Linked DNA regions of Mus musculus: all the other regions are linked to region 2. Evidence: chromatin loops called from intact Hi-C (ENCODE). Cell type or tissue: left cerebral cortex. All regions are shown on one strand. Each heading gives the region's core, and the rest is flanking DNA. Links, peaks and the distances in the headings are about the cores only.

The links. Peaks named below come from ENCODE experiments on the same cell type or tissue, not always from the same donor. Only the 100,000 strongest peaks of a DNase experiment are listed, where the experiment ranks them.
Region 1: it touches region 2 in a loop (3-fold over the local background); 17 of 42 quality-filtered maps call a loop at or near these places.
Region 3: it touches region 2 in a loop (3-fold over the local background); 16 of 42 quality-filtered maps call a loop at or near these places.

The regions. Positions count from the first base shown.
Region 1 is chr13:31,555,890-31,563,538 of GRCm38, forward strand. It overlaps Foxq1 (forkhead box Q1), which reads left to right and starts at 2,281. Exons shown (of 1, transcript NM_008239.4): 1 at 2,281-5,087. The coding sequence starts at 3,028. The coding sequence ends at 4,230. In left cerebral cortex, for the core only: a CTCF peak has its summit at 4,132; DNase peaks (open chromatin) are centred at 3,026, 3,183 and 4,086; H3K4me3 peaks cover 2,104 bases; H3K27ac peaks cover 1,238 bases.
Region 2 is chr13:31,614,936-31,622,584 of GRCm38, forward strand. No RefSeq gene overlaps it. Among named protein-coding and RNA genes, the nearest start is that of Foxf2, 7.1 kb to the right of the region's middle. In left cerebral cortex, for the core only: a CTCF peak has its summit at 3,774 (motif pointing left); DNase peaks (open chromatin) are centred at 3,526 and 3,778; H3K4me3 peaks cover 1,210 bases; H3K27ac peaks cover 1,012 bases.
Region 3 is chr13:30,981,323-30,988,971 of GRCm38, forward strand. No RefSeq gene overlaps it. Among named protein-coding and RNA genes, the nearest start is that of Exoc2, 11 kb to the left of the region's middle. In left cerebral cortex, for the core only: no CTCF peak of the experiment used is centred there; DNase peaks (open chromatin) are centred at 4,292, 4,834 and 5,041; H3K4me3 peaks cover 1,515 bases; H3K27ac peaks cover 1,624 bases.

The DNA of each region.
Region 1 (7,649 bases), core at 2,900-5,399, 58 kb before region 2:
AAAGCTAAAGGAGACATCATCAAAAAAAATGGGGGGGGGGGGGAATTTGTGAAGAAACTGGAGATTGGGGACGAGGAGTTGGTGTCTGTTCTTTTAAACTTGGAAACCCCAACCTCAAGGGTGTGGGGATAGAGATTCGGAAAACAGACATCTTTCTTCTTCTCTTCTTGCTGTTTTCCTTTATCATCCATAGAAGGTGAATGAATTCTCCAGACACAAAACATCAGCTCAAAACAGTCAAATCAACTGCAACCGCATAGAAGAGTTTTATTTGTGATTTTTAACTTAAGACAAACTTTTTTCTCAGCACATGGTATCGATGGGGCAAGAATAGGATATACAGCCAAGAAATAAAGACAAGACTCCATCTTGATGGAGTCTGTATCCTAGTTCCCAGGTTCCTCTTCCCCTTCCCAGATAGCTGGACCCAGCCATTTTCCTCCTGGGGTCTTCCTCTCCGAAGTCGTCGTAGTGGTCCATGGGTAGTATCTTACCTAGCCATTCCAACCTCCCAAAGAACTCTCAAAGTAGAAAGAGTTGCCCCACCCTCACCCCAGCTGAGAATTCTCCATCCTCCTCTCCTCCCCCATCACAAGCTCCAAACCCAACAGTCAGCTTAATAGGGACGAGGAATAGGCATTTCCTCGCCTAACCAAGATCAAGGTAAGGAGAGTATCTGCTGCAGCTAGTGAGAGGTGGTGACGGATGAAGTGCGGGACTGGCAGTGAGGTGGACTGGCAGTGAGTGGATTAGCAGCCACTGGTGTTCCTAGGCCTGGAATCTCCCTATTGCCTATTGCCTATTGAGTCTTAACCCTCCTAAATGTATCTCCTCCATAAAACAGGCACGCTGAGTTCAAATAAGGACAACCTTCATTAACAATGTCTTTTATCCCTGGCCAAATCAATGCTTTGTCACCTTGCACTGGGCTAATTCTCATCCCAACGCACTCCCCTGGCCAGGACCTAGGGACCATCCATTTGCGGGCAGGAGCTAAGAGGAACCCCTTGAAAGAGGCTGTTTTTCGAGGCTGGAGGAACGCACCACGTGGTAAACAGTTACTCCCTGCATACTACAAAACATCAGATTCCTGCTGGCTGTCAAGATGCCCACTGCATTCTGAGCGCCTTTACGGCTTCTTGACTTAAGAGAAGAGAAGCTTGTGTATGCTTTCCACACAAATGGTGGAAAGTAATAAAATAAACTTCAAACATGCTCTCCCACATAGTCGCAGCCTCAACATTATTCGCAACAAAAGCAGGAAGAAGGAGGAAGCTGGCGTGGTAGGCATAGGGTCAAAAGTGCACCCTTCCTAGTGCAAGGCCCCTTTCCTTGGAGAACTGACACAGAGTTGTCAGGGAGTCGGAGGAGTTGCAGAAGAGGCCTCCTTTCCTGTTTGACACCCGTGCCACTAAAGCCAAGGCAAGTTCTAGAGCACAGTTGCAGACAAATAGCGATAAACACGCCTTGCCTTTGCCTCATGCCCCAAGGAACACACATCCTCCCGTGATTCTTGTTGATTGCTAGACCCGGGCACTGCATGGCTGTGGGCAAAGCCCACGTCACAAGACTTCGGAAGGGACTCAAGGCAGGCAGAGCCGGGCACCTCTCTTGCAAAGCGGCCTCCCGGTAAAAGTATGGGGCGTTGCCTCCTTCCCCCCAGAGCCTCCAGCCAGGTATGACAAAATAAAAGTGAAAGTCGGAAGCCGGCTAAGAAACAAGAGGCACGATCAACCAAAAAGAATCATAGAATTTCAAGCTCGTGGTTTTTACTTGTTACAAGGGGTAAAGTTGGCCATAGAGAGGAAGTAAGAGGAAGGGCACGAAAGAGGTCAATGCAAAGGCTGTTCCACGGGGTGTCTGCAGTTCAGCGATTCAATTATCACCAGGGATTTCCTTTCCTAAGAATATTGGCTCTCCTTGCCAAAAAAATCCGCAGGCTGCACGCAGCGCGCAGCTCAGGACGGCGGCCAGACCTATGCAACCAGTCCCTCGGCCTAAGCCCTTTTAGGTGTCTCTCTGGAGCGTCCAAAAAGTGTCAGCTCTACCAGGTATAGGAGAGCAATCGTCTTGGTGAGTCCGGGGGGCGCAGAAACCCACTCGGTGGCCGCGGGAAGCCAGAAGCTCCTACCTGCGCAGCGGGGCGGGCGGGGCAGCCGCACAGGCGCGCACACTCGCGCGCACACCCTAGCCGTGCGCTCGCTCCCCATTGGCGAGACCGAAAGGGCGGGGCCGGCCAGACCCAAAACAAACAACCTGCGCCCGCGGAGACTCTGTGGCCGCGCCGCCGCGTGGCCTCGGCCTGATGAACGCCTTGGGGGGAGCCGCGGCCACCTCGGCCACCTAGTTCCCCCACCCCCTGGCCGTGGGCGCCCAGGCCCCGCCCGCGCGGAGCCGCCGCAGGGTTATATTGGGCCGGACCGAAGGTGGAGGCGAGATTCTGCTGCGGCCGGCCAGCGCGGACATGCTGCCCGGGAAGCCGGGGGTGGCAAGGCGGCTGCGGGTGCGGCGGCCTCGAAGACTCCTTTCTATGGGCTCTCGAGGCTGAAGACGTCCTATCCTCAAAAGTAGCGGGTGCGCCAGCAGACGTCAGGTCGGTGCCTGAGACCTAGACATCCAGCGAAGGAACACTTTTGGACGCCCAGACCGATAGCATAAGCGCCGGCTCGGTCCTCCCAGCACGAAATCCTAAGGCTGGTGTGTCCTGGCCCCCGCTTCGCAGGGTGGCCCCTCATTCCTCGCTTGTCTTCCGCTCAAAGTCTCTAAACCTCGGAGTAAGGACAGCACTGCACCAACTTCTATCACTCCACTCCTCACTTCACCCAACAATCAAAACCCCTCCCAAAAAAAATCCCAGCGGAGGAGAACCTTTCGGAAAAGCGTCTCTCTCGGAAAGACGCAGGAGCGGTCCCTCCCAGGAGAAGACAGACTCAGCGGGCCACGGGATCGCCACTCCGGGCGCCACTCGCTTCCTACGACCTCGCAGGAAAGGGGTAACTGTGCCGGACTGGAAGCACCAGCGCCGGCATGAAATTGGAGGTGTTCGTCCCACGCGCAGCCCACGGGGACAAAATGGGCAGCGATCTGGAGGGGGCCGGCAGCAGCGACGTGCCATCTCCACTGTCCGCGGCTGGTGACGACTCCTTAGGCTCAGACGGGGACTGTGCAGCCAACAGCCCGGCGGCGGGCAGCGGCGCCGGGGATCTGGAAGGTGGCGGCGGCGAGAGGAATTCGAGTGGCGGGCCGAGCGCCCAAGACGGTCCGGAGGCAACTGATGACAGCAGAACGCAGGCCTCCGCGGCAGGGCCGTGCGCGGGCGGCGTGGGCGGCGGCGAGGGCGCGCGCAGCAAGCCGTACACGCGGCGGCCCAAGCCCCCATACTCCTACATCGCTCTCATCGCCATGGCCATCCGCGACTCCGCGGGCGGACGCCTGACACTGGCCGAGATCAACGAGTACCTCATGGGCAAGTTCCCCTTTTTCCGGGGCAGCTACACGGGCTGGCGCAACTCCGTGCGCCACAACCTCTCGCTCAACGACTGTTTCGTCAAGGTGCTGCGCGACCCCTCGCGGCCCTGGGGCAAGGACAACTACTGGATGCTCAACCCCAACAGCGAATACACCTTCGCCGACGGGGTCTTCCGCCGCCGCCGCAAGCGCCTCAGCCACCGGACCACAGTCTCCGCGTCCGGGCTGCGGCCGGAGGAAGCCCCACCCGGACCTGCCGGGACCCCGCAGCCCGCGCCCGCCGCCCGCTCCTCCCCGATCGCGCGCTCGCCGGCTCGCCAGGAGGAGCGCTCCAGCCCTGCGAGCAAGTTCTCCAGCTCCTTCGCCATCGACAGCATTCTCAGCAAGCCTTTTCGCAGCCGCCGCGACGGCGACTCGGCTCTGGGGGTGCAGCTACCCTGGGGCGCCGCTCCCTGCCCGCCGCTGCGCGCCTATCCCGCGCTCCTTCCCGCGGCGCCCGGTGGCGCTCTGCTACCGCTCTGTGCTTACGGCGCAAGCGAGCCTACGCTGCTGGCGTCGCGCGGGACCGAGGTGCAGCCCGCGGCGCCCCTTCTGCTGGCGCCCCTCTCCACCGCGGCTCCAGCCAAGCCATTCCGAGGTCCGGAGACCGCCGGCGCGGCGCACCTGTACTGCCCCCTACGGCTGCCCACGGCCCTGCAGGCGGCAGCGGCCTGCGGTCCCGGTCCGCACCTGTCCTACCCGGTGGAGACTCTGCTAGCTTGACAGGAGCTCTGTGCTCAGCAGAAGGGGTGCTGAGCAGGGTGGAGTTGGGGGCGCCTTTTGTTGAGGAGGTTGGAATGTGGGCTCTAGGGCTGTGCACTTTCCACTTTCCGGAGGAATAGAGTTTTTCTTTTTTTCAACTCTCCATCAAATGTGCCTTAAAGTTAAGCATTTTGACCCAAGTGTTTTAACTTAGTCCAGAATAGTTTCCTTTGTCTTTTGTAACTTTACAGAGGATCAAAGCCGTTCTTTTCCATTTCTTGGCCAGGCCTGTACTCTCCCGCATAGAGGCTTTCCTTTCCCTCCTATTTGCGTCACGCCTTCCACTGATTTACCTTCCCCACCCATAAAAAAGAAAAAGAAAAATACATCAGGGAACCACTCCATGGGGTAAATGATGACTACTGTTTGGGGTTTTGAGACCCCGCTGTGTAAATGTGTGTCTTTCACAGGAGTGACTGCTGCGTGTAAGAGAGCTGTCAATCAAACTTATGGTCATTTTCTTTGCTAACAACCAATGCTTCACTGTGCCAAAAAAAAAAAAAAAGAGGGAAATGTTGTTGGGTTTTTGTAATTAAATTATTTATATATTTTTGAAACCTGAATTGAAATGTTGCAGGCAACGGCTACAGCTTTATTAGTGGTTACCTAACTGTGGTCTTCTTGGGCCAAGCAATTTCTTTAAAGGAAAAGTTAGCATTATGTTTGTGGGGTGCCAGGGCCGCCACCACGAGAAACCGTGTGATTTTTATTTTAATATTATTTGTGTCTGTGTATATATTTGTATATAAATTTTATGAACCCCAGGCATACTGCTTGTTTTTTTAAAAAAAAATAAAACTCAAAATTGATCTACAAAACACTTTGTGATAGTAGATTGGGGTAGATATTTTTACCACTCCCCCACCCCAAAAAAAATGGGTTCAGGCTGGGCGGTGGTGACGCATGCCTTTAATCCCAGCATTTGGGAGGCAAAGGCAGGTGGATTTCTGAGTTCGAGGCCAGCCTGGTCTACAAAGTGAGTTCCAGGACAGCCAGGGCTATACAGAGAAACCCTGCCTCGAAAACAAACAAACAAACAAAAAGTCCTTCATACCGAGATCAAGATATTTGTGGTTTCATTTTCTGCTATTGCTTCACAATGTCTAGGATGTGCCTTCCATTAATAGAATTTCCTAGACTCAAAGACATTCAGGAGTTAGCACAACACATACATCTGCCTATCTCTCTCCTAAGAACCTTTAGCCGGCCAGGTGAGCTGGCAAGGTGAGGTAGCAAACAGCTTTTCGTCAGGTGGACATTTTCAAGTCAGTTGACTGAAGCTGGAAACTTGATCTTGGCGTAAAACTTATTTGGCACACCAAAAATTGCCTTCAGGCAATTTTCAGGGCAACTTGAATGCTAGTGTTTTTTGTTTTTTGTTTTATCAAAACAAAGCTACCTTTTCTTGAACTAAAACAGTTGCTTGGGTGTGAACACTTCTGTGATCTTTCCTGCCATCAGCTGAGATATTATTCGCAAATAAGGACGCTGATTCCTTGGTAAGTTCAAAAGCAACAGGTCCCTAACAGCTCCGTACATTGGAAAAGTCTGAAGTGGTGAGATATTCAGACAGAATATCTGGGCCTCCATGCCAGACAGAAACGTGACCTGAGATCTTAACATTTCATGGAGAAGAAAGCAGTGAGCCTGTTGGAGGATGCTCCTTCTGGGACAGGGATGTAAGAAAGCCTCCAGGGGTTGGAGTTCTCAGTATTCCTCAGAGTGATACTAATGGGTTTGGATTCTTGCAAAAGGTAGACAAAGCTGAAACAAACCAATCAGGAAAGAGAAAGGCAGGTTCCCCTCGTGGAGATTATGTTCAACTGCACGTTCCCAGCAAGCCCTCCATGTCTGAGGGCAGGAGGGTTTATAGCTTGCACAGCCCCCTCTGCCTTCTACCTGACTTCTCTCCAGTTAGGCACCTTATCTGTGCAGGGTGCTGACATCCATGTCCCCATTGGTACTTATTCTTTTCTCTTCCGATGCTGTGTCTTTTGCTGCTCACTGAAATCGCTGTTTGTGTCAAAGAATACAAAAACCAATTTAAAAGGGAAAGGTGGTGTTTTAAAATCACAGCTGTTTCCCCTCCCCCTCTAAAGGAAACCATCCCTCCTAATAAACTGAGCGTCAACACAGGGCTCCCTCCTAAGCCTTTGTCCCCAGGGACTGAAGGGTTTTCGAAGGAATGTTGAGAGTCCCAGACTGGGAGTTTCTGGTCTCAGTTGGGCTTTTCATGGTCAGTTCTATATCCTGTATCTTGCAATGTGTGTGTGTGTGTGTGTGTGTGTGTGTGTGTGTGTGTGTGTGTGTTTCTGGGTGCTAGGCCTCCAGGGAGACAGAACAGCTTCACAGAGCGGGGTGGGGGCCTGTGGAAACACTTTTGTTTCAGGCCACATGGCTTCGAATTTCAGAGACATGGGCCTTCTGTGCTGAAGCTGGTAGGATCAAGTCTGAGCTCAGACCTTCAGACCTGTTGTTGCACCACCCTGATGCTGTGGCTGGTAATGAACTTGGCTAATGGTAAGCCAAGAGCATCCAGTGTTCCGGAGCCTCTGCTGGTTGAGTGAGGTGGGCAGGGCAAATCCACAGCCTCGGGCTCCTTCTAGAACTGATTCTTGACACTCCCACCCCTAGTACCCTACAACAGACACAAAAGCCAAGCTCCCCGCCAGCAAATAAAGGTTCTCCTAGGAGCCCCAGAAAGCTTCCCAGGATTAGCCTCGCTGACCTACGAGCATCAATAAGTAAGCCCTACCCTGTCCACTTGCACTGGCTCCGAAGTTTCACAGGCTGCGTTTTTCTGCCTCTGGGAATGTATATCCACACTCAACATACAAAACAAATTCACAGGCTAAGATAACTCACATCTTAGGATCTAAGAAAGAGTACTCACTATATATACAAGAAAACAGTGGCTGAGGGCTGTCTTTAAAGTGTCCCACTCTGACAGATCAAGCTCTGGAACCCAGAGTCTGCAGCTCCCAAGTCAGAATTCTTTCCACAGTTATACAGATATTTCAGACCCAGACATACTTCAGCCCGGATTTAGTGGAACTACATGAAATGGTCTCAGCTCGCCTTTATGACAAAGATGATCAGACCTCCCAACGGTCAAGTGGTTTCTCTCCTTACCAAAAACTTGCTCTCTGCTCCTCCCCCAAACTGTCTTTTCTTTTCTTTTCTTTTCTTTTCTTTTCTTTTCTTTTCTTTTCTTTTCTTTTCTTTGTACAAATTGGCTGCTGGCACTTTAGACCAGCACTTCACCTCATCATGCATGCTAGAGCCAGCACTGATCTCCATTCCCTTCTACAGAGTCCCATGGGTGCACTCCTGCAGACTGTAAGGAGCAGAATTCTCCTGGGAAAAGAGTGCCTTCAAGG
Region 2 (7,649 bases), core at 2,328-4,827:
TGGCAGAGAGGGAACTACCGTCCATTTCTACCTTTTAGGTTGTAGCCTTTGATGACCCTTGAAATTTCGATCCCGCTGCGTCCAACAAGGTCACTCTCCTATGAAGAGTGTCTCTTATCCATCGCCATCTGTAGCCACAAGTATGTGGACATTGAGCAGGAGGCTCCTGTCTCAAAGGACACAGGACCGCTGCGGGCCACCAGGTCCCTTGTCCAAAAACTGGCCCAGCTGCGCACCTGCTTCAGCTCAGCGCCTGCCGGCCTTAGCTTCCTGTGCAAGTCTACTTCTTACATCCTAAAACAAAGTGAAGGCACCAGCAGCAGAGTCCAGTTCTCCCCCAAGCACTGCGGGCTTCGAGGCTTCGGGGCTTCGGGGCTTGGAGGTTTCGGCGCTTCCGGGCTTCGGGGAATCCGCGCGTGGAAAGCCGCGGCCACGGAAATCTGCCCGGATTGGGAGGAATCTGCTCCCTGGGTTTCAGGGCCGACCTTCACCCCTTCACCGAGCACTGCCCACCGGCCGTGGGTGGAAGGAAGGGCTCAGCTTGCACGAATTCGTTGAAAGATTTCACAATAACCCTATCAATACATATAGAAAAAATAACTCTCTATATATAGTTACCTAAGTATCTATAGTTATAAGTACCTGTTTACCTGTACCGTAAGTCCACAATGCTGCAGATCCCAGAGACTAGTAGCCTAGGGGTAAGGTGGGTGGGTAGGGGTGCTAACAGAAGTCTTTTTATATCCAGGCTGGGGCTGGAGACCCATTCGCCAGATTGCTTATAGCGGGGAAACTTCTGCCTTGCACAAATTCAAGAGACTGTTTTGCAAGTGTCTGAAGCCAGCCAGCAACCCCGCAGGGTTCCTGGAGGGTCTCCCACTCCTGAAGCATTCGTTGTAGGCTTTTTCTTTCCGCCATGCTTTCGTGCTTTCCGGAATGGAACACTCAAGCAAAGGACTTTTATAATACAGGCCGGCTGTTCGTGGCTCCTCCCGCGTGAGCCATCCCAGGACCCTCAGACCAGACCAAGATAGGGCAAGAGCCAGCACAACCCAAATTGGAGCACACTTCTCTGGCCCAGGAATTTTTGCTTTGGAGCTTGCAACCTTCTGTTGTCTTATTTCAACCCGCACAGTTGACACACCCACCATCAATCCCGCACCACCACGTTCTCCCCTATCCCACGTGAGTGCACATGCACACTCCAGGGCACCGTCTTGTTGAACAATGCTAGGACACATCACCTGTGTGAGGGCGCGAATCTCTCCCCAGGTGCAATGAACGAGGTAAATCCTTCCTAGGGCTTCCTGATCCTACACAGAATAATATCCATCTTTCCTTTCCATTTTTGATCTGGGCAATTGGAGTCCCAGCCATAGCCTAGAAACTTCATTCTTGAAGGAGCCGACCACTGCCCCCGCCCCCTGCGCCCGCCGCCTGCAGCGCCACCAGGCCAGGCTAGAAGTGGGCTTAAGCACACCGATTTGCACGAGAGAAGTTACTTAGAGTGCTGAGGGGGAACAATCCCATGTGGAATGAAACAGGGTGACTTAAAATAAACAGAACTTTTACTCGCTTGGGCCAAAAGTAACAAGATGGCTGTGTGTATCTTTTTACACCATTGATTCTATTTTTACAGTCACCATGGGAGAGTGTATGGTCATTATCTCTTAATTTTTAGTATTTATATTTTACGGAAAAAGATGTAAAAACAGAAGTTCGAGCATACTTAGCAACGGATCTGAAATCACTATGACCAAGTGTAATTTGGCAAGCTGTAAATTTAGGGCTACCTATCACCATTCTGGAGTGATCTATCCTATCAGCTAAGATTTCATTGAACATGAAAGAGCAGAACATGTGCCCTCAAGGACACAGAAAAAAATGAGTAAATCAACAAATATTTAATAAATGTACATAGAGTCTTGACATTAGTCAAGAGGTCAAGGAGCAAGGCTAATAAACGTCTTTGCCAGCATCTGCAGCTCTCCCTAGCCCCCCTGGCCAATCAGACATTCTCCTGCAGGCACTTTCAAACTATGAGAAAAGCTCTTCCCACAAATAGCCCCTGCCTAGAAATGTATTTTAAAATGCTGTACAAGGATGATCTCATACATACATACATACTTACATACATACATACATCACATACTTGCACACACACACACACACACACACAGAGAGAGAGAGAGAGAGAGAGAGAGAGAGAGAGAGAGAGAGAGATGTGTTCTCTAGAACTGATATGGGCTGTGCTAAAGAAAGCAATGTAGAGTTGACTCTGGTGACGAGGGAGGGAGGATCGTGATGGTAAGCACACACTGGACTTTCAAGGAAGAAAGCTGGCAGAGCAAAGCCAAAACTTGGGCTTAAAGTCCCTCTGGGGGAGAGGGGAGCATCACATTGGAAAATTCTGTTGGTGAAAAATATGCAGAGCACTTGTCCTGCCCTGATTCTGAGTGTCCTGTTGGTGGTGGTGGTAGTTGGGGGCGGGGGGGGGGGGAGTTGCTTGTTTATCCAAAAAATGAAAGACTTGGGGGTGTTAAGGGGAGGAAAAATGTGCATTTTCAAAAACATGACTTCTAGAGGTGCTTAAAATATTTCAGCCAGAAATGAAAATTGAGGAAATAATTAAGGCAATCGAGATAATAAACTTGATACTTGGTTGTCAGGAGAGTGGGAGAGAGGGAGACTCTGCATATTCCCTATCACTGTACTGTGAATCTCTTCGCAATATCAAATACAAAATACCAAAGTAAAACTTCACAAAAGGATTTACTGTTTGCACCAATAACTTATTTGCACTCATTTTAAGGGATTTTCTCTTTTCCTTTCCTTTCTTTTCTTTTCTTTTCTTTTTTTTTCTTTTTTTTTTTCTTTTCTTTCCTTTCCTTTCCTTTCCTTTCCTTTCCTTTCCTTTCCTTTCCTTTCCTTTCCTTTCCTTTCCTTTCCTTTCCAGCCAGTAGGATGCTTGGGTGTGTCTGGTTCAACCCCAGCCTGCTGCCAGAGCCTACTCCCACCTGCCTGGAGCGTCCACTTTAGGTCCAGCCTGTCCCTCAAGGACCCTTCAGGTTTCGTTTCACTTTGCAGGATTTCACCAGGACAATTTTAAGAAGCCACATAGGCTTTCCTCTGTCTAGAAGAATGAGAACAAAAGCAACCCCTAGTATTGCCGTCACTGAAGACAACGGGAGACCAGATGGCTGAGGTCCAGAAAAAAAAAGAAAAATAGGCCGTTTGTAGAAAATCGCTGCGGAACCCCGACACAACAAGCCTGGGGGTTGGTTGGTGTATTCTTGGTTGGTTGGTTCCCTTATTTGTTTTCGGTTCACTCATTTGTTTACAGGACCAGAGTAAAGCTCCAGGAGCTCCCTATGTAATTGAAAACTAAGGCATAATGCCCTTAACTCCTACCCGCTCCGCCTCTACCACCACCACCGCTCATACCGCCTTTGAAAACCAAAAACTAAAGGAACTGACCGACCTCTTCACCTGGACCTAGCTCTTTTTCCTTTGAAAATGGAACTGGAGAATGTGCCTCTAAGGGGGACCAACCGAGGACGAGGACGTGATAAGCCAGTATTTGAAGGCATCTATCCACCTAGCGCAACACTAATAGACCTCAACCAGTTGCAAGGGGGTTGGGGGGAGGGTGCTGCCCACCCCCACCCCCACCCGGCTCCAGCGCCCGCAGGTGAAACCAAGCCTTTGGGGGGTGGACCGCTGCAGGCTGCCCCAGGGGCTGCCATTTCCAAGAGCCTGGCGCCACCCAGCGGACACAAGAGGAACACTGGGCGCGTCTCAGTTCCCCCAAGTCGCCAGAGCAGACACAAAAGCAAACTGACACTCCAAAAATCCACAACCAGGCTTTGCAGCTCGCTCCCTCTCAAGCAGCAAAGACTTTGCGAGCAAACCCCACAAGTATGTCATCCTAGACATACTATCTTCTTTGAACCTCGGGAAGCAAAGTGTGTCCTCCCAAAAACACAAACCAAGAAGTATTCAAAGTTGACATTACTCAGAGCGAGGATGTAGGTTGGCAGGCGCAAGGCAGAGTCCTGGAAAAGGTGGGAAAGAGGACGAGGGGGTCCGTAAATCATTTGGAGGGATTTTTGGCCCTGGTCCTTGTTTCTGAAAGCGTTCCGAGCGTCTCTGACGCTGGTTACATAGTTACTCTCTTTTCAAGCGCACGCCCACTGCAGACTTTCTGGTGTCCAAGGATTGTGTTTGAAAGGGAGGAAGCATTCTTGAAGTGGTGGGTGACAGATTGTCTAAACCCTTCTAAGATATTCTGCACGGGAGATTTTTGAGGCAGCTCAGCCATGAAGATCCCCTGGAGGAAAGGGGTAAGCGAAGAGCGCCCACACGCAGCCCAATCTCGAGCCAGACCCACACAAGAATATTGGAGTTAGGCTGAGACTGTCGGGAGGGGGAATGCCCAGGACAGATGGGAACCTCTGTCCTGTATCCATGAACCCCACTCTTTCAGGCTCACCTCATAGGTGCACGTGGAGGGGGGAGGACTTGGTGGGGAGAGGAGACTCCCAACACCCCAGCTTCAGGAGAGAGAAGAGAAGGGGTATGGAGTTGTGGAACACACCCTCAACCCACCTTCTTTCGGGTCTTGCTGGTTTCTCTGCCACTTTTGCTGGCTGTGGTTTGCCTTACTGTTGAGCTGTTTTCTAATCCCAGTGGAAACCCTAACAGAACTAGAAAGTGTTCCTACGAGGCGAACAGGCTTAAGGTTGACTAAACCCATGCCAACACGTGAGTTTGGCAGGCTGATAGCCCAGTTATCAGCTGCACAAGGTTGACTAAACCCATGCCAACACGTGAGTTTGGCAGGCTGATAGCCCTGTTATCAGCTGCACAGTCTCCTCGCTGACTCTGGGTGAGCAGCAGCAGCCTTAGGAATGCCCAAGGAGTATTCTCGGCCTGATGTGGGGTCTTCCGGAGTCCTCCTGGAACTACTGAAACCCGAGGCCATGAGGCACCAGGAGCCCCCTCCTGGAAGGGTTAGGTGCACACCCTGTGTGGACTGGAAAATTGGGGGCTAGCTGGGTGGTGAAAGGGGCTGCTCAGGCCCTGCTCTCCGGGACTTCTTTTTTTTCCCCAGCACCCCCTGGGCCAGCCCCGTAAGCCAATCGCCCTCTAAGACTCCAGGGACCAAGGGGCAAGCTGAAGGGGTCCAAGGCCGGGTAAGAGTGGCAAATGGGGAGGGAGACTCCGCAAGAAGCAGCACTTCAGAGGCGGCGTCTGGGCGCCCCGAGGTCCCTAGTCGGCCTCTGGGCGCCTAGCACGTTTTATTTATCCCTACAGAGGATGCTGGAGGACAAAAGAAATATTTGGACGTCAGAACTGATTTATATTTTTGGAAGAGCTACGTTTCCTTTTCTGAAGAGAGGCGAGCGCGCCCCATATCCTGCGCTCGGCGGGAGGACTGCAGCGAGTCTTGATGCGCCAGGAAGTTCATCTGCGCGGAGTCGCGGGGCCCAGCGCCCCGCCGAGATCGCTGCCCTCCTAGATATTTATTTATTTATTTGGGGGGGAAGGGAAGGCAGAGGGCGAGGAGACCCTGCCAAACTAGAGAAGAAAACCCGGCCACTGGGTTGGGACCTCCAGGGCGCTTCCGTGAAAGCCTGCCCGCAGCCAGCCGACTTTCCCGCTCCATCGGGGAGGTCTGGGGCCAGCCTTGCAGCCTCTGGGTGTTGGTGGGTGTTTTCTGTAGCATCCCTGTGTGCATGCCCAGTGCCCTCCTGGAGTGACCTCTTCGGGCTCTGCAGAGCTTCCCCGTGTGAGCCCGAGTGGCAAGCCACCCTAGCCACCTCCAAGGTGGAAGAAAGGAGGGGGTTGAGAAAACTCAAAGAGGGAGAGAGAGGGTAGGGAGAGAGGTAGGTGGGAAGGGAGGGGTGTGCATGCGAATTCCCAAGAGAAAAGATAACCAGGGACAGGCAAGGTGGCCACTCCTGAGTGTACTGTGCTGTCTGCTATAGTGTCAAGGCCATGAGGCCACCAGACTCCCACAGGTTTCTAGATAATCTCAAAGCCCCAAAGCCAGCAGATATTTTCCCCCAGCTGTACAAGAGGCCTCTCAGAATCAACGTGCCTAGGGGGCATCTGCACTCACACTCTCTTCCCAGATACGAAGTGCAGGTCTCCCAACTTCTTCATCTTCCTTTGAGGGGGACCCTGGCCTGTGCCCTTGGCACCGCCATCCCTAAACATAGCAGGCTGTAGAAACCTAAATGGCACTTGTTCCTTCCTGCAGGGGTGGGGTGAGAGTGGGTACTGTGGGGACAGGTTCCTCGTGGAACTCTCATTATGGCCATCTAGAAATGGATAGAAAGAGGCCTAGGAGTTTTTGTTGTTGTTGTGTTGTTTTGTTTTGAAAGGAGGGGAGGTCTGGTAGATTAGCCCTTTGTCCTCCCACTCCAAGCACCTCTATGACCTGGCCAACTGGGTCACACAGAGTCTTGCCTATAGCCAGACCTCCTGAGCTGTGGCACTGATCTTTGAGGAGGGTGGCTTTAAGAGTCCTGCCCTGAACACATGCACTTGGAGTGCTGATGGATGAATGCAAATAAAATCTGGCTCTTGCCTCTCTCACTAGGCATATATAGAAGTATAGAAGGAGTATAGAAGTTCTTGGCCAAGGAAAGAGAGCAGACTGTAAAACGAGGTTTAAAATTATTAGCTATGCCTTCCAGATTAAGTTCCTCTCTCCAATCCCTGCTGGTGGAGCAATCACCTACGGCCACAAAGCTCAACGTTGCCACTGACCAATTCTGAAAGGTCTGGCCTGTGGTAGCAGCAGGCAAAGACTACCCAAGGAAACCCAAACCCTGTGCCACAAGCAATTATTGAAAGGCATCGTGGGCGCTCAAAAACCTAAGCACGGATCTAAACACGTGGTTAAAATGATGAGTTCTTCCGACCCAGGCTCAGGCTAAAGGAAGAGAAAGGTACAGAGCATGCCAGCTCACCCAAGACCCGTCCTGAATACCCTTAAATACGCCTAGTGTAGATGGGTCTCTGCCATCCTTACTGGTTTAGTCTAAGCCAGTTCATGTAAAACCCACGAAACAAAGGAAGCATGCTAAGAAAAGATTTAAACCACAACAATGGAGCGATTTCCTAGAATAAAGTATGGACTGCAGAACAAAATCAGAGCAATCCAATTTTTGCTAGTTTACATTCCCTTGCTAAGGGGTAAGGGTGGTACTCTATGGGTTTGGAGGAGGAAGGGTGCCCACAGCCCAGATGGAAACAGTTGACCAACCCAATATCGATGGGATGAGAACAGTTCTGAGCTGTGTGGCTTTTCTCTTCTTTTTCTTTTTTCTTTTTTCTTTTTCCTTCTTTACTTTTTCTTTGTCTTTTTTTGTTATTGTTAAACAAGCCCGTAAGCTGATCTAGAATCATTTAATGAACCATACCTGTACTTCTTCATTTAAAAAAAAATCAAGGTTTTTTGTTGTTGTTGTTGTTTATAGGGACTAAAATCAGTAGGAGAGGGCTCACACCAGAAGAAGGGACCTCCTAGAGAGTGGGACCAATCTAAACAAATCAGCAAGGAGACTTCCATTTTAACCATGGCTGGGAGGGGGCTGGGACTCAGGTAGAGAGCCTCCCTTGTTTGTCTCAATCTGCAT
Region 3 (7,649 bases), core at 2,900-5,399, 630 kb before region 2:
TCATGACATTTAGAGGACCAAAGTCATTTAGGATCCTCATGTTTCTTTAGAGAATTATTTCACAGAATCAAAGCTTTCCACCTATACTCAGTATTTTCTTGGCATATAAATTAATGGAAACATCAGCTTAACTTTTATAAGCCCAGGAGCTCTTAATATTCTTAAATAGAAATAGAAATAAGAAATGTTTCTAAATAGAGAAGCAGGTTAGGAAGTAAAAACACATCATCTAGTGAACTATTTATTCAACAAAACCTTCACAATTCGCTTACTTAGATATTTAACAAATATATAGAAAGCTACTGAGTAACTCTGATCAATGAACTCATGTTGCCACAGTATATCTTAGCATATCTTTAATATTGCTGCTAATGATACATTGCTTCTGATCACTGTGATTAATAAAGGCTTTTAATTTCCGAGAAACAGAGCTAGACACCTTCTCAATATTCACCAGAGTGAATTCCCAAGTATTAAACTCTCCATGTAGTTTGGTTAGGTCCCCTTGTGTGTTTCAAACCAGGGTAAACATACTGCACACCCTAGTGGCCAGTCCAGGGATGCACCTTCTCCATGGGGCTATCTTCCATGGTGGCCACCAAAATATGCTACAAAGCCCTAGCAGCCATTTTGACCTTTTGTGAAGGTGGAAAACATCAACTTGCTATTCTTTCTGGGTAAGGAATTCATCTCCAGGTCATAAAGACTGAGAATTACCTTCACACCCTCTATTTCCAAAAGATATCATTTCAATATTGAGGCGAGAAAAGCTATGGCACACTCAAAACTAGCTGACACTATACAAGCTTGAATTATTGGTAAACAAGAGAAAGGGAGAGAGGGATGGAGAGAGAGAAGGGAAGGCAAGAAGAAGAAGTTTCAAGTTTCCCTCTCCCTCTCCTTGCATCTCCTTTCTTTCTCCTGTCCTCCTTCCTTCCGTTTCTTATTTTAAGCAGAGCCCATTTTCCTAAGATCAGAAGTTCTTTCTTTTCAAAACTCTAACAGATGTCTGTGACTGCTCATACCATGAGTGCAAGCACACAATACACTCACAGGCACATACAAGCTCACATGCACACACACACACACATACACACACACACATACACACACTCACACACACATATAAATGCACACTGTGTGCACATTCCACATGCATATACTCATGTGCACATGTGTCCATTCATTTGTGCACTTTTTATCTACATACATTTATACATATGTATGTACATATACAAAGTCATACATACGCAGGATCACACACCAAACAAACACACATTTGCTCAAAAAGATAAAAAATTTAAAAAGAACTTGGAAGTAGAAGCTCCTACAAAAAGCTCAATGGGTAAACAGAGGCAAACTCCACTGGAAATGGGCCTAGGTGTGGATGTCAAGAGCTGTGGGGTCTCAGGACCTTTAGGGTGTTTAGATTCTCTTTTATTTAACCACGTTGTAGCCTACTTTGCATCCTTCTGCCATAATTTCAATATTTATTCCCTAGAGTTTTGGGGCCTCCAGCACAACCCCATGTGAAAAGAGTCTTGACAGTGGGTTCCAACTTTCTTTTTAATTAACTCCATTTCTAATTAACATATTTCATTTTGTGGCTCATCTCAAGGTTCTTTGCCTTCGACATCTGTTCAGATCAGAGGAATATGTAACTAGAGAATTGTGTTTGGGAAGGTTTGGGCTTCCTGACCACAGCGTTAGCTTCGATCCGAAAGTGAGTTGACAGCTTGCATTGGCCAGTCTGTAGGCCCACAGGCCGGTTGCTCTCTTAACTTTAGTGCCTCTTGCTGCCTCTCTTATGAGAAAAGGGTTCTGAAGGAACCCTGGTTTATTCTGCCTCATGCTTGGGATAAACTAATCCGAATCAGGTGAGTTATGAGTTGTTTACAGTTGGAAGTCAGATGTAGAAAGCTGACTCAGAGATCCAACAATTGTACAATCCAACACTCTACAGATGGGCCAGTGTTCTAAGTCATTTAGTTTTAAGAGAGAACTAATCGGAGAGGGTGGCTCATACCTAGGCTCTTCTGTCGTTTGTTTCACGGCACCGGTTAGGAGCCCTGCCTGTTCCAGGCACACTGCAGATGATGGTCTGCCCTCTGTCCTGTAAGCCCTCCTTACATTTGCAGGAGACACAGTTTTGAAATTCTAGGAATTAATTTCTTTTGGACAGTGTGTAAATTCATCTGTGGGTTAAGTCTGCAAATTGTAAAATACACCGTGAAGCAACACATCTCTGTTAAAATGAAATGACAGCTCTGGGCCCCACCCTGGAGAGGGTAAGTCACAAAAGGTGCTTCTGTTTTTATTCATACTCTGAAATACATTTCTTTAAAAAAAACATTTTAGATTTATTATTTGACACCGAGAGAACCCCCTCAGACATTCTAAAATTTATTGATCACAGGAAAGTAGATGTGATTAATAGGAAATACTAAAAAGAAATTAATTTTATTTTAGGGTATTTTTAAAAATAGTAAACACTGTAAAAAGTCCAATTTATTCAGACTTATTTACAACAGCCTAGGCTTCTAAATACACCATAACCTTAGAGCTATTTATTTTATAAAATACAATATGATATAATAATATAGTCAGGCCAAAGCTTAGCATACTACTGCAAGAGAGAGGGAAAAAACCAATAATTATAATAATAATAACTTAGAAATTAAAAAGAAAGAAAGGTGCTGCATTTGCCACGGTGTGGTTTACTTTTTAAATTAAACACATTCACTTTTACACAATGAATGAGTTTTTCCTAGCCATTTGCTAAAAGGGGGAGAATTTAATGATTTTATTCTTCACTAGATTGGCTATTCTGAATAGCCATTTAAGATTAAATATATACATTTCCTGTGCCGCATGCTAATTCTACTTTGAAAGTGTTTACCTTAAAGAAATAATAAACTCATTTTCCTTTATTTTTTTTTATTGAATTTAATACACCTTTTAAGCAGGTTAGCCTCCTAGCAGGTTATAGTCTATGAAAAGCCATGTAAACAAAAGGTATTGTGATTATTATATGTAGGGCACATCTTAGATAATGAGTTTCAAATTTATAACCAATATTGTGTGAAAAATGATTGTCATTCAGCCTGTATATGTATAGTCAAAGAAAGAACAGTTTGCTAGGCAATATTTGCATAACCACGATCCCCCACCCCAAATGAACTTCTTTAACTATGAGAGAAAAAATAGGAGGTAAGGAAAACAAGGTTCACCCTCAGCCCAAAAGAAGAAAAAAGAAAAGTTTATACTGAAAGTAGATCCTATTTATGGATTACAGTAAGCCTTTTCACTCCAGAATCCAAATATCTTTATATTTTCATTTATTTCTATCTAAAGGCATGATTTTTGACAGCTTAAGGCTATTTCTATAAGAAATAACTCATTTCATAACACTTTTATTAAAATGTGCAGATGAAGTTTTTTTTTTAATCTCTCATAAAAAGAGCCAACATTTTTCAAGAAGTTACTTTTAGTTCCCCAAGAGACCCTTGCTTCGTATAATGATCGTATTTTGTCCTTTTTGAGGTGAATCCACAGGCACTGTAAACCTGTCAATTACCTGGTAGCAGAAACCAAGTCAAGGGATGGAACCTCCGGAGGTTAAGAAAGGGACCTAGATCCAGTTTACTTAGAACACACAGTGGGACCTGATTTGCCCTTCCGTAAGCTCTCCTTTGAAGAGTCGAATTAAAGAAGTTCTCTCCAGTAACCAAATCTATTAAATATATAGAGATCACCCAGCCACTCTGAAATTCTCTTTTAATAGATATATGCAAAATGTTTAAAGTTTACCCTCTCTCCATAGTTTTAATTTAGCAGTAACCAAAGATGCGCATCCACAGGATGAAATCGAAAGTCATCTGTGAAGTCTAAATTCTCTAAGCTACATGTGTAAATTTAATTTTGCCAAAATTGTGTTTTTATACAATTCCACTGAGACATTTTGACTGTCCCGCAATACACAATCCACACAATGGTAGGTTATTAGAACAACGTGGTTTGGCAGCTCGAGAAAATTAAAAAGTTTTGCCGTTAGCTTTTGTGTCCCTGAGTAAAAACGCTTGGAGAATGTGTGTAGTGCCATGACTTGTACCAACCTCAGCGGGACAGGATGCTGAAATAAGCCCTGCTTCTTAATATTAAACGGATAGAAATCAGGGCCCGTGCGTTTTATGAAGAGCTGTTAAGTGGTGGCAGCTCCTTCTTTGGCTGGCGTTTGGCAGGGCTACGAGCCTGTCACCGAGTCCCCAGGCGGAGAGGAATCCGTGCGGACCGAGTGAGGGCTCTGCAGTCTCCGGGAACAGCTGAAGCCAGACTAACGCAGAGCCAGTCTCCTGCGCCTACAGCTGACTCGGCACTGGCTTTTCTTCTTTTGCTGTAGTTGAAACTGAACCGCTTGCACTGCTGAGAAAATGCCATGAAAATATAACCCGCCGCATTCCAGGAAAATAAATAAGCAAGGCCACCCAAATTTTCAATTAGTGCCGCAGCCGCATGCAGGAAATGGCATGCGATCCGTCCAAGGCGCCCTAGGCCGTGGAGGGGCAGTGGGGACAGGAGAGGGTGGGAGGCTGTGACAGTGCCTTTCACCCTAGCCCACACTTCTTGGCTTGCTGGGAAGAAGCGCTGAACTTCCTATATCCTAGCATAAACTAGGGCCAGCCAGGCCTGTGTGAGTCGCCCGAAACGGAAACAGAGCAACGTTCCCGGGCAGTTGATAAAAATTGTAAAAGAGCTTTTGATTTCAGGTGTCAGACTTTAAATCTGGTTGTTTCTTCCCGCCTGGCTACTGCTTACCCAAATGCTGCAGGCAGCCTGGGAGGCCACTGTTTTTAGACTGCAGGGTGCAGGACTGTTGCTGCGCTCAGGGTCTGCCAGACTTCTGCAGTCAGCAGGGGATGGAATGGTATCTGACATCCCTGCGAAAATGAGAAGTCAGCTTTGGAAACTCCTTTCCTTGGTGGCATTTGTCTGAAGTGTTCAAATCTCTGCTTTGAAGGCCTGGATTCTTCCCAGGCCCTCCAGGGTTTTGCTTCTGTATCCGGCCCTGCTTTCTGTTTCACTTCACCACCCTTTGCAATTTTCCAGCTCACCGTGCTGAAGTTGGTCAGGAGAGGATGGCTTTTCAGTGGCGTGGTGCTCCTTCCTCCACAAGACAGCTATTTTATTTTATTTTTTTTGAATGAATCCTACCAGTTATGTGGGGATAATGGTTTTAAAACCTATAACTAGACTAACGAACGTTTTTTGATCTTCATCCTTAGGGAATTGATAAACAAAAAGCAAATCGACACCGTCTGGCATTTTTTGCTGTTTTTGTTTTTTCCTTTAAATCAAGAAATGAACTAATTGAGTCCCACTTGCGGTTAAGGAAAATCTGCTAGGAATCTCATACCCGTTATTGTGTGGGGCAGACAAGAAGCACCCAGAATAAGCCCTACTTCAGCTGAGCGTCAAGTATGACATTCACGTTGTACATTGTACTCGTGTGACTTTCGATGCTGTGAATCTGTGGTAATAGCGGGAAAGCCTTTAAAATGGTATGTGTCTCCTCACGCAGACTGCATGAGAACAAACCCTCCCTGTGCATTTCTTCTTAACTGGCTTCTTTTAGTTCATAACATTTTCTTGGCAAATCAACTGCTTTGTTGGGTCAGAAGGGCGACCATTTCCTTTTTGCAGTAAAATTCAGAATTTCATCTTTGTACAACGCAGCAGCGCTTCCTCTCATTGAATTCTAGTGGTTTTTAAGTTGGTTCTTTACAAAATAAGGAAGGGGGCGTGGAGCCTTCCCCATTTACATAGTTTCATTTCCAAACATGCGTGCCTTTAGATGTAGCAGGTTGTAGAGTCTGGAGCCACCGGCAGACCAAGATTAGTATCCTGCAGTGAGCCAGGAGCTCGGCCACTAAGCTCTGTGAGACAGTCTGCCAGGGGCAGCCTCCTTAGCCTTGGCTCTCTGGCCTGCCTCCCTCACTGCCTCTCTTTATGTGTCCTGTTGTCTCCGTGTCCTTCACTGTCACATTACATCATCGAAACGATTTCTAGGAAGTTATCTAACAAATAAGCACCAGGTGTACACTTTATCCATAGGATTTAACTTATTTATCCAGCAAATGGCTCTAAGCACCATGCTCGGTGAGCTCTCAGAAATATAGAAACTACACTAGCACATCTCATATGAATAACAACACCACACACACACACACACACACACACACACACACACACACTCAACTCCAAGTAACCATGAGGCAAAAGTTTGGTCTCCATGTCAGAGCTGGAAGAGACCTTGATACCTGTAAACCAAATCTTTGATTATACATGAGAAAGTTAAGGCTGAGAGTAACAAGTTGATATGATCTGCTGGTTCACCTAGCATCCTTTCTGGATGACATCACTATCCAAATCTTCCACTTATATCACAGTGGGTAAACTTGCTCAAATGTATCCTCTCCAGGAGTCTTCTCCCTCTGAGAGAATTACACCACCATTCTACTCAGAACAGCTGATCTGTGGCTTATTTCAACAACAGAATAGGAACAGAAATGGCCTGGTCCATATGTCATCATATCCTCTCTGTCAGGACACCCGGTGACCCAGAGAAAGGCTGCTTTTTCTGCCTAGCTAGGCTCTGTGATCAAGAGCACATGAGATGAAGTCAGGAAGCGAAGGATGAAACTTGAATGAGCAAGAAGTTGCTGCTATAAGCCCCTGGGATTTTATAGTGGTCATTGCAGCAGGACACAGCTCAGCAGATGGGTCCATCACTGTCTTGCTGAATGGCAGCAGTTACTTACTCTTCTGTAAATTTTAACTGAGGCGAAGTCATGATGGACAAAGTGCCCTTTAGGACTATTTTTATTTTTGCGGTGTTGAGGATAAACTCAGGTCCTTGCATATATGAAACAAGCAAGATATTACTGAGCTATAGTGATTCTAGGTTTTTATACTATGTTCTCGAGGGGAGTTTGTGGAAAGGAGGTTTTGACTGCTGTGTTCTGGTGCCTTAGGATGGTCTGGTTTCTAGAAGGTGAGCCCAGGTGGCCAGAAGCCCAACTGGAAGGCTGTGAATTCCTCTGCCCAGAAAACACGCCTTGAAGTGCTTTTATTTGACAGAATTTTAGCAGAATTGGCTGCCTAAGAGGGAAAGATTCTCCAGAAAGAATGGAAGGGAGATAGGCTTTCTCTCTTGGGACATTCTTGGATCTTAGGAAATGGTCCTTTGCAGTAATAAGTGGTGATGGGAGACATTGTCTGGAAAGGCTCTGACAGTAGTCAAGGAATTAACTCAATGCTAGAAGCATTGTTTGGTATGTGCAAGGCCCTGGGTTCAGTCCCCAGTGCTACTTTTAAAAAGCCCTAAAAATGGCTTGCAGTTCCTTTCATTCTTATTGCTCCTTCCAGGAGCATGTGCCCTTTAATAAAGAACAAAACTGTAACCCAAAGAACTTAACTATTATGTATGCAATTACACTTACTAGATTAGGCCAAGTGTCTTTTTGTGTTTTCCAGGCAGGGGCAAGCAGGTCTGAGTTGCCTGCAAGTGTCTCCTGTTGGATTTCAGCAACAGAGTTGCTGGTGTATTGGAACTGGTCACAGGTTCAGATAGTTCCTCAGCGTCTATGTGT